2 separate regions of the Homo sapiens genome follow, and region 1 is linked to region 2. A link is a loop called in an ENCODE intact Hi-C map of the cell type or tissue named here. Cell type or tissue: dorsolateral prefrontal cortex. All regions are shown on one strand. Each heading gives the region's core, and the rest is flanking DNA. Links, peaks and the distances in the headings are about the cores only.

Region 1 (5,449 bases), core at 111-5,110, 730 kb before region 2:
ATAAGTGGAATAGAGGTTTATATTGTAAAGAAATTTAGAGATAATCTAGACCAATCCATTATTTTTATTTTCAAAATAACTTAGTTTTTTGATGATGCAGTTTATTATGGAAGAGATGGCAAACAGAGAGGGATAAAGAAAAATGATCCTGTGTAATCTCCCTCCTCAGAAATAGCCATCATTGCCACTCAGGTGTATTTCCTAACGTGTGTGTATTCACACAAGCACATATTTTTACACAACTAAGACTGTATTATATGGTTTTATACCTTGTTTTTTAACTTAATTTTATACCATGATGATTTTATCATGTTCTTAGATACTCTCCACTCATTTAAATGGTGATATAATATTCCATTATGAGAACAAAACATGATTTAGCCATTTTCATATTGGTAGACATTTAACTTATTTTCATTTTTCACTATTATTAAAAACAGATTGAAAATATCTAGGCATTCAAGCCTCTTTCTATCTTTGATATTTCCTTAGGCTTAACTCCTAGAATTCAAATGATTAGGTCAAGTTTTTTAATATTTTAAAACCTAATTGGCACACCAGTCTCTGTTTTAGAGATTCGTAATTGAGGCCAATGACATTTAGAACTTTCTGGAGACCGCACAGTTCTTAGTGTCACACAGTGTCCTGAGCCCAGCTCCCTGGCCCCCAGATGTGAGTTCTCGCATGTGTTTCAGGATCCACCAGAAGTCAAGAGAGCAAGAAATTGTGTTAATCAATGAACGCTGCATTCTTCTTCCCAGAAAAGAAAAATCCACAAAAGTGTTTACTCCTCCTCAGGTTGTATGTATGTGTGCGTGCATGCATGCGTGTGTGTGTGCATGTGTACACTAAAACAAATTATTCCACGGCCTGAATCAAAGAGGCTTTCTCTGGGGCAACTTTCTGTTTCTCCTAATGCTTAAGCAAAATATACTTTCTGGCAATTAAAATAATTAAAGTAACAAAAATCCCATCATCTTTGTTGTATTTTTGGTAGCTTTCTTTAGAGAATCAGGTGTGAAGTTAAGGTCTGCTCATTTAGGTTGAGGGGGTGGAAATGTCTGAGCTGATCAAGGTAGAGGAACTGGAAATTTCCAATGCTGGCTACAAGTCTGAGACATTAAAAAGCAATTTGCAGGTTTTAAGTATATACCAAGAGGCACTTGGCCTTGTTTTAAAATAATAACTGCAGCTTAATAAAATGTAGAAGCTTAGAGCTTCCTGGGATTACAGTGAAAGATATTTCTATGTTTGGAAGCCTGTTCTGTAATTTGCACACTTACGGGGCCAGACCCCAGGTAGACAGGGCCCTAGCTGGGGGCAGGTCCATTAACTTTTGTGCCAGGTTGATGGACTTCTTGTTTATTTTGGTATAAAAATAAATCCATGGTAGAGTCTGTGATGGAAAATGTCCCCTCCCCACCCAGCTGCTCTCACAGGGGAAAGCTGACTTTTCCACACTCTCAGAAGGGGTCCCCACAGGCAGTGCTACCGACTTGGGCCAGCTGCAGTCCAGGGTCCCGACCCATGGGCTCATGCTCCACCAGGGAGGAGACAGTTGTTTTTCAGTCTGTCTGTGTTTCTTCTCCTCTTTTCAGTCCTCTGTATACATCTACTACCTTATCACTGCCCAGCTGGCCACAGCTGATGGAAGGGCTTAGTTACTCTCATGAGAAACTGGGGGGAAAAGTTATTTTATCTCTAGATTAATTTTGAACTTTTTGCACTTGAGAAGAGCTATAATCGTGCTAGGATTGGTACATCATTGGGAGTAGATAGGAGCCTATGCTTTAGATCAGATAGTTGTGTGGTCATGGGCAAATTGCTTAACCGCTCTGAGCTTCAGCTTCCTCATCTGTAAAATGGGCAGAACAGTCATACCTGCCTCACGGAGGGGCAAAGATATACAATAAGTGAGCAAAAGCAGATAAACGGCTTAGTGGACACACAGCCTGGTGCCCAGTCAGCACTCAGTCAATGCCAGCTCTTCTTGGCTATTGCAATGTGGGGATGCTCTCTTGGGACTTCCCCCTTTGATCTGTGATTTTTTTTTTCTTTTCTTTTCTCATCTTGACTACTAGGTGGCAAGCTTCTTTATCTTTCTTCAAAATTCTCTGCAGCTAACATTACATTATAATGATCATTTAGTCACTAATACTACTTGTCATTGAATGGATTCATAATATAGCCAGCATGTTCTACTTTGCTTTTAAAAATTATGGTCGAACCTGCATTTTAAATCTTTTGAGACATCAAAACAAAATTAAAGTTTACTATGAGTTGATGCAAAAGTCTACATGCTCACATTTTGCAGAAAAGCAAGTCTAACTGTTTGAGAGTTTTGCTATAACCTAGCACTAGGCGATATCCTTTTACTTCACTATAGTTCATTTGATGAGCTGACATTAGGAGCTACAAATGAAGTAACACGGACTCGTACTGGTAAGAAGAGACTACAGATGAAAAGGAGTGGGAGAATGAAGGAGGGAATAAAAAGAAAGGTCTAAGCGATAAAAGAAGTAGGAACTGGAGCAACCCTGTAGAAGATCAGTGAATCGGCTGAGAGTTGGTTTTGGAAAAGTGAAAATAACCCAGATGCATAGACTGCGTGGAATCGACAGCAAATAGAGACTGCCCGGCAGTGCAAGGTGGGGGAAGCTGGACCACTTGAGGGCTGTTTCTATCAGATGCCAGGCTACTTTCCAAGCTACCATAAGATTTAGAATAAAAGCAGGGCGAACCCTGTGGCAGCGGCTTGTGTGGCACAACAGAGTAGGGTGAGTCCTTGAGAGAGTAGGGGCGGTCCTGACCCCAGCGGGAGCAGGGGATTCTGGGTAGTTTTCAAAATGGAGGCTCGCCCTCTAGTGGTGCCTGGAGAGAATTGCGGGCACATGACCCTCAATCTGATGTTCAGCAGGGGTGAGTCCCTATAGTTTAATGCTCCGAGCTGACGGTGGGCCAGGCAACCAGAGATGCAGAAAGCTGATTCCTGCCCTCAGGGATTTTACAGGGTGAGAACAACACGGAACAGGCCATTTCAACTCATACTCAGGTCCCATCTCTCTTGGGGGACCTCTTGTTCCCCGCTCTAAGCCACAGCCTCCTCTTCCTCCAGCAGTCTCACCCCTCAACAGTTCCCTTCCCCGCAGGGCAACTGCCTTTTTCTGGTTACGGGCTGAACTGTCACCTTTCAGCCTCTAAAATTCCTATGTTGAAGCCCTGACTTCCAGCTCCTCCGAAAAATGTGACTGTATTTGGAGAAGTGTCTTTGAGGTAATTGGGGTGAAATGAAGTCACATGGGTGGGCTCTAATCCTTATAAAAAGAGATAAGGACACAGACAACAACACACAGACGGAGGGACGACCCTGTGAGGACACAGCGAGAAAGTGGCCGTCCACAAGCCAAGGAGAGAGGCCCCATGAGAAACCGATCTTGCTGACACCCTGACCCTGGACTGCCGGCCTCCAGCACTGTGAGAAAGGACACGAGTGTTGTGGAAGCCACCCAGTTTGTGGCTGGCTGGGCAACCAGAGCAGAAGAAGGCGCTCCCCAAGTCTGTATGGCCCCTCCCCGCCCAGCCTGCCCAGCGGCCTCTCTCTCCTGAGCCGTCTGGCCAGCTCCTCCTAGCACATTCTAGACATGGCCTTTGCCACACTCCTCCTGCTAATTCCTAATCTGGGATAACCAAACCAGTGGTCACATGAGAATTCCTGCTCTACAGCCTGGCTGCCGTAGGAGCACAGCACGCAGCCGTGTGAAGTGGGGCCAGTTCCACACCCGCAACAACAATTCCCCCATCCCTGGTCAGTACCACACGTCCAGCTCCATGGCTATTCCCAACCCGCACCTCTCGTCCTGAACCACCAGTGGTATCTTTGTTCTTTCGCCCCACAGTTGACCCGAATCTTGACTTCCTTTGGAAAATCAGACATGGATTTCCTCACTCACACTGACAGATGCAGCTCTGCCTGCTCCCACCGACGCCTCATTTTCTCCAGGCTGAGGAAAGGTGCTCTCTTTCCTTCTCAGATGAGATCCCTGAACATCAAATGTGACTCCATGAACCGTAGTTTACTTTATCATAATACACGCTTCAGTGAGACTCATCCTGATCATCATGGTTTTTATCAATTAGAAAAAGGACAACTGGGATTAGCCTTTCATTCAAATCAACACTGCTTCTCATCTTGAGCTTTTCATGATATTTGCTCAAAAGAAGACTTAGAAGAGCACCTAGAGGAAAACTAAGAACTAATAACACAATTAGGACCATGTGGACCCCACTTTCCTTCTGGGTTTTAAAAGAAAGAGGAAATAACTGCATGTGTTATTAAATTGATTAGCTTCACTTCTGGTCGCTTTTATTCAAATATGGATATCTTTTGCAGGTGGTAAAATCAGTGTATTAACTTTCAAACTTTCAGACTGAAAGTTGATCCATATTTTGCATTAGAATATTATGGCCACAAGCTCCAGTACTCCATATAAATGAGGAAAGAAAAACATGGTGATAAATATTTAACACTTCAAAAATTCCCATTTAAAATATTCAGTGTAGATGATTGGAGAATATGGTTCACAGGAATAAAAGAACTTTAAATTTGTTCTTTTGGTAAAGGTGGTCTTTCGTTTGATTATATTGAAAACCCACACTCAGTCTCAGACATAGATATAATAATGAATTACATACAGTTGGGCCAAAGGAAAGTAACATTTTCAACTAATTATGGTGAAAGTCATTTTCAGAGTTCTTGTTGTTGTTTTATTAGAATAGGAGTTAAAGCAGATTTCATGCAATGCTTTAACAATTTTTTCTTTTTCTTTTTTGAGACGGAGTCTCGCTCTGTTGTTCAGTCTGGAGTGAGGTGGTGTGATCTTGGTTCACTGCAAACTCCACCCCCACCCCCAACCCGCAACCCCGGCCCCAGGGACAGGCAATGCTCCTGCCTCAGCCTCCTGAGTAGCTGGGATTATGGGTGCCTGCCACCATGCCCAGCTAATCTTTGTATTTTTGGTAGAGACAGGGTGTCACCATGTTGGCCAGGCTGGTCTTGGACCTCAGGTGATCCACCTGCCTCAGCCTCCCAAAGTGCTAGGATTACAGGCATGAGCCACCACACCCGGCCAAATGCTTTAATAAATGTTTATTGGAGTGCCCATTCTGTTTTCCTACAGGATACTTTAGGCATCTATGATGTGGACTTTGACCTGTAATCACATCAAGGGATATGCCATGGACAGAAAATATTTAAGGTCAAGTTCAAAGACAGTGTACAAAATAATATGAAAATACATACAATCAATTGATAAAACAAACACCGCAGCAAAAAATACTATGTTCAATTGGAAACCTATGGGAACTATCGGAAAGAGTAGCTGCCACAATCTGAATGATAGTTATATGATTAGTGACAGCAGTTCACTTTTGTGTGCTGTCTAATAGTTTA
Region 2 (5,449 bases), core at 140-5,139:
CTTTAGAGTTAGATTGAAATAAATTTGAAACCCAGTTCCATTAGAAAGTAATTAATGTCCTTAGAAAAGTGGGTCCCATTCCCTGTGCCTTCGTTTATTATTCTGTAAAATAAGGATAATAATAGGGACCTGACCAGATCACTGGGAGGCTTAGAAAAACCATATGAGAGCACAATGTCTGGCACATAGTAAGTGCCTGATTATTATTGGCATTGTAATGATTATTATAATTATGATGAGGTGGGTCATCTCACATTGGTATTGAGAAATAATTAGCTATAGTACTACATTTAAAGGAAACACAGCAGTAAATAAACAATAACACTTGCCCTTGAGGAGTTTGTTATCTTTTAAAGAAGGCAAAATGTATATCAAAAACAGCTAAATGTCCATTATTTTTAAATGTTACAAGACGATAGTTTTAAATACTATAAATATTATTTAATGAACCGAATAATATGGTCTGTGGTTTATTTATGTTTTCAAGATAAGGGAACTGAGACCTAAAGAGGGAGGTTAATAGATTGACCCCTAGCATCCTAAGCCAATTAAAGGAGTCTGTGGGGATTTTTCATAGGTCTTCCTAATGCTTCAGGATGTTCTTTTAACCCGTGTGCTATCCTGCTTCCATGAGGAATGTGGTGAATATTAAAAGACATATATAGTAAATGCCACTGGTGCCCTGAATAAGGAAGATCAGGCTTTTGCAGTAGCTGATAGCCAGAAGCTTCTTGGGGGAGGTCACATTTGAAGTGGGCCATGGAGGTAGGCAGGATTTCAATAGGAAGAGGAGAAGGAGGGAGGTCATGAATAAAAGCAAGAAGTTGTGTGCAGCAGTTTTTTGTGATTTTTTTTTTTCTGGGAGCATTTAGTTTAAAAGAGTACACATGGAGATTAATGAAGAAAATGCTGGAATGTAGGTTTGTGCTAGATGAAAGGGATCTTGGAGTCTTTCCTCACCAGCCGACAGTGTGAGACTTAAAGGATTTGAGTGGTGTGACATAGCTCTGTATTAATAAGGCTCATTTTGCAGAACTATGTAGGGCCTTTTGGAGGTGATGGCGTGGATCAAGACTCCAGTTGGGGGCTATTATGAGACTCTAGAAAAGATGTGATGAGAGCGTGACTTCAAGCAGTGAGAGAAAGAATGGAAAGTAAAGGGCAGTGAGAGACGCTGAAGAGGTGGGACAGCAGGTGCAGTGAGAAGACGGCATGCAGACAGACAGACTAGAGGATGCAGCCTGGGTCTCACGGGGAACAGTGGCTTCAATAAGACAAATGGTGTCACTAGTGTCTCCACCCCCTCCCTGCCAAAAAGAGGGCAAATAATTGTCTTCATAGACCCAGTGGAGCATTTTGGCCAGGACCACCCAAGTCTAGGGCTCTGAGCCATAGCCCCGAGTGGGTCTTCACTCTGGTCTATAGAGCAGCTTAGATTTTTTTCCATTGCTATACCTTGAGTGCTAACACATCGCCTCCTATTTTTATTAAGAGGGTCACTGTGGAGGGAGTGTGAGTGTGTACATGCTGTCAGAGCTGAGTCTTTTCAATAAACTCATGGGACTCTTTCAATTCCAATCAAGCAAGTGTCCTGCTCAAGTCTCTCTGTTTCCCAGGATGGATGTCAAAGGGAGAATGCAATTTTGGTTTGCAGGTCACTGACGAATATATGAAAGGGAAATCTCGTGGGTAACTAACTCTGTTTTTCCCAAATATTGCTCTATAGCATTAAGTTTTTTGTTGTAAGTGAAAGAAAATATATACCATTCACTGAAGGGCTGCGAGGGGTAAATCGGTTGAGAAATGTTGCTATCACCATTTAAGGGCTTCGAGTGATGCTCACTTTCTCTTCTCCCTTCCAATTTCCTTGGTCAGTGTTTGTCAGGTTCAACTCCAGCCATGGTTTCCCAGTGGAGGTCGATTCTGACACCAGCATCTTCCAGCTCAAGGAGGTGGTTGCTAAGCGACAGGGGGTTCCGGCTGACCAGTTGCGTGTGATTTTCGCAGGGAAGGAGCTGAGGAATGACTGGACTGTGCAGGTGAGTCTCCCTTGGCGGCCGTTCTTGGGATGCCGCCAGCTCCATTGCTCATGCCGCCTGCGCTGCCAATCTGACATTCATGCCTGAGATCTAATAGAATAAATAGTGCCTGGGGATTCCTTGAACTTTACTCCACACTGCTTCATTAATTCTGACCTTCTTAATTATGCATTAAAACAGCAAGCAGGAAAGATTGGAAGAACAACTGCGAGTGAGAAAGAGAGAGAGAAAGAACACACGAGCTAGGCTTAGTGAATAAATGTCTACTGACTACAGGAGCAGCAAGGCACAATTTCTGTGTCTGTTCAATTTCTACCTTACTTATTCCATTTGAATCTTAACGAAGAAGGATTCGAATAAATTGTTCCCAATCAGGCTGCTCAGTCCCTGCACTGTGAGGAATTTGTAACCCAATTGTGACCCCTGGAGGTTAGTGAGGGCTGCTGCTATGCTGCGCTAGAGGAGGTGTGGGCTCCGGGGCCCATTGGCAACTAGCTTTGGGCACTCCTTGGCCAGGACCAGAATCGCACAGTTCTGCAGCTGATGGGGAAGGAAGCCTGGAGCACAACAACAGTATACCTTTGCATGAATTTCTCCAAGGTTCAGTAACATTGTCCCTGGAAATAGGCCCCTGCAACGTAATAAGTGTGAACGATGCTCTCTTCTCTCCTGGCCCCAGCAGAGCTTCTGGCAGCCCACTGCTCCTAGCCCCATGAAAGCCCTACACACATGTCATTCGGATTGGTGATTTTTGTAGGAATTAGGGGGACTGGTGAGGTGACTGATAATACCACCATCACCTAGAACTAGAGACCCGTCCTTTGTTGGGGAAACTCGCAAATACAACTCAACATTTGTTGACGCTATTCTTTGTGAATGCAAGAAAGACGAAACGCTTTCTGGGAATGGTCCCTGTGACTGTGAAGGACCCTGCAGATGTATGTTCCCCTTTTCTTAACCAGCATCAATTAATTGCACTCAGGTTTACAGCTGTGTGGGTATCACTGCTCCGCGCAGGGGGGCTCCTGGGTCAGAGTACACAAAGTCCGTCCTTGTATCTGCATCCTTTCCCTGTCTCTTGTGGGTAACGATATTTATGGCTTTGTAAAATGCTCTCAGAATTTGGGTATACAAAGAAGCTACAGAAATGCAAATTGTTCCTGTCATTCTGCATTGCATCTCCTGCTGATGGTGTTGAGGCACATACTCGTTGTGCACAAACTGCTGGCCTCTGCTTTCAGGCAATTTGGTTTTATAAGGGAAGTGCATGTGCTAAAAAGGGTTTTGATTTTTTTTTTTTCTATTTCAGTCAACTAAAAAGATTTTCACTGTATCTGCCAACCTCTAAATCCAAGGATGTTTCCTTCACAAATAAATAATTTTAAAACAGCTCCTTGAATCAAAACATTTTATATTGCCAAAACCTTCAGGTTCTAAACTGCCATTTGTGCTGATTCATAAAACAATTAGCGATTTCATATGTAGTTAGACTAATTGCTTCAGATGATTGACTTTGCAAACATATATGCCTAAGACATGTGTTGATTTATGAGTCTATTTTGACAAACACTTCTTAAGCACTTCCAATGTCCTAGGCTTCTCAGGGGATCCAAAAGAGAGACCTAACTCAGCCCCTGTTTTCATGGAGACTGCTCTTTATTTATGAGCCCTAAAACCGAGAGAAATATTAGATTGAACCATATGGGATTGCCATTTTTACAGGTTCAACAATTTCATGTTGTTCAACCTAATAGCTATAATATAAGAATATGAAACATAACTGCCGTATCGCACCTGAAAATATTATGAAGTTTTAAAGGTGGAGAAAACACATCTGGTTGGAAGTCACCAGGAAGAACTTCTTGGATGAATTGAGTTGAGGTAGGATTCTGTAGATGGAGGAATAGGGGAATGAGCATAGAGAATGCTTGCCAAAAAGGATGGGTTCTTGTTCTTCTAGAACCTGAAGAGAGATGTTGAAGATTGGACAAAAAATAAAATATGGGCTATATTTCACATAACCTTGACTAACTTGGCATTGAAGTTTCATTGGTGGGGAACTAGAGAAAAATGTCATGCCATAGAAGGAAATGGGAAGTCTGAAGACCCGGTTTGGTTGGGGGAAGGATGCTGCATTGTTCCAACATGATGGGAGTTGATGCCAGCTGAGTACGTGTGTTTGGAGATGCCTAGCTGGCTGTTGAGAACTTGTGTCTGAGGACACTGAAAAAGAAAGGTTCATACTTATGGAACTTCTATTAAATCACAGTTAAATGATTTAGGTGCCGAGAAGTTGGCAAACTTTGTTCATAGAAGAGTTTCACTGTAAAGACTAGGAAGTTACACATGTAATTGCAAATTGATGGCTATGTTTTCTTTAAGTGTACAACTGGCAGAATTTTAGCATCCTAGATATTCTTGTATAATCTTAGAACATATGTTTACAACTATTTAGTCAATATCATTTAGTTACCCATTATCATTACAGGTGCTATATTTCACAGTATAAGCACAAAATATCTAATAATAAGTTGCTGCTGAGAAAAAGAAGATGGACCTTCCATATGAGCTACTTAATGCTTCCATTAATGAATGTTAAATATACACCTTGGTGTCCTGAAGAGAAGAAGAGATGGCTGGGGTGGTGTCTATGCTTGCTGGGTGTCTTCCTCCTGGTTTCGTATTCTTTATCATAGGTGATATGAACATATATATTAGCTTATCATGCAAAATGAGATATTGTGAGTATAAAAGAAGACCCTGTCAATAATTATTCCAGGACAAAATTATATGTTGGGAGTGTCCTAGGAAAACTGAGGCAATGGTCACCCCACATACTGAGCAGTATCTCTCACACTTAGTTTCACCTTCTTTGAGGAGGAAATTAGTTTTAGTGCCTCACCTCAGGTACTTTGGGGAACTATAGCTTGAGACCACAGTCTTATGAAATGTCATAATTTTAAAAAGCGAGTTTGTCTATTTAACTGGCAAAGGGTATTTGTAAGATTATAATAGAATTGATGTCACATCTAAAAAATTTTCATAGAATTTTCAGTTCTGGGAGAGCATATCCACAGGCCACTTAGAGAAGCACTGTTAGAGTATAGTTATTTTCATTACACACTCATCTGTTCAGTTTTGTTATTGGCAAGACTTTAAGAACTTTAAAAAATTAAAGGAAAATGGAAAAAATATAGACATTGAAAACGAATGATCTGGCACAGATTTTGCTTCTGGGAAGCTGGAGTAGGCATACTTTTCCCTCTTCCTCCCAGCAACTACACTAAAAAGCCTAGACATTGCATATTGTACAGTTGACTCGTGGAGTCATGGAGTTAGGGGTGCCAACCGCTATGTAGACAAAACTCATGTATACTTTTATCTCCCCTCACACTTTACCAGTAGTCTGC

What was found. Hi-C counts contacts between places; a loop is a spot of excess contacts. Peaks named below come from ENCODE experiments on the same cell type or tissue, not always from the same donor. Only the 100,000 strongest peaks of a DNase experiment are listed, where the experiment ranks them.
Region 1: it touches region 2 in a loop (4-fold over the local background); 1 of 110 quality-filtered maps calls a loop at or near these places.

Annotation. Positions count from the first base shown.
Region 1 is chr6:163,167,874-163,173,322 of GRCh38, reverse strand. All of the region lies in intron 4 of PACRG (parkin coregulated), which reads right to left. Among named protein-coding and RNA genes, the nearest start is that of PACRG-AS3, 21 kb to the left of the region's middle. In dorsolateral prefrontal cortex, for the core only: a CTCF peak has its summit at 2,874 (motif pointing left); no DNase peak of the experiment used is centred there; H3K27ac peaks cover 4,833 bases.
Region 2 is chr6:162,439,900-162,445,348 of GRCh38, reverse strand. PRKN (parkin RBR E3 ubiquitin protein ligase) reads left to right here. Exons shown (of 12, transcript NM_004562.3): 2 at 1,876-2,039. Among named protein-coding and RNA genes, the nearest start is that of LNCR-SMAL, 210 kb to the right of the region's middle. In dorsolateral prefrontal cortex, for the core only: a CTCF peak has its summit at 2,456 (motif pointing left); DNase peaks (open chromatin) are centred at 2,039 and 2,498; H3K4me3 peaks cover 961 bases.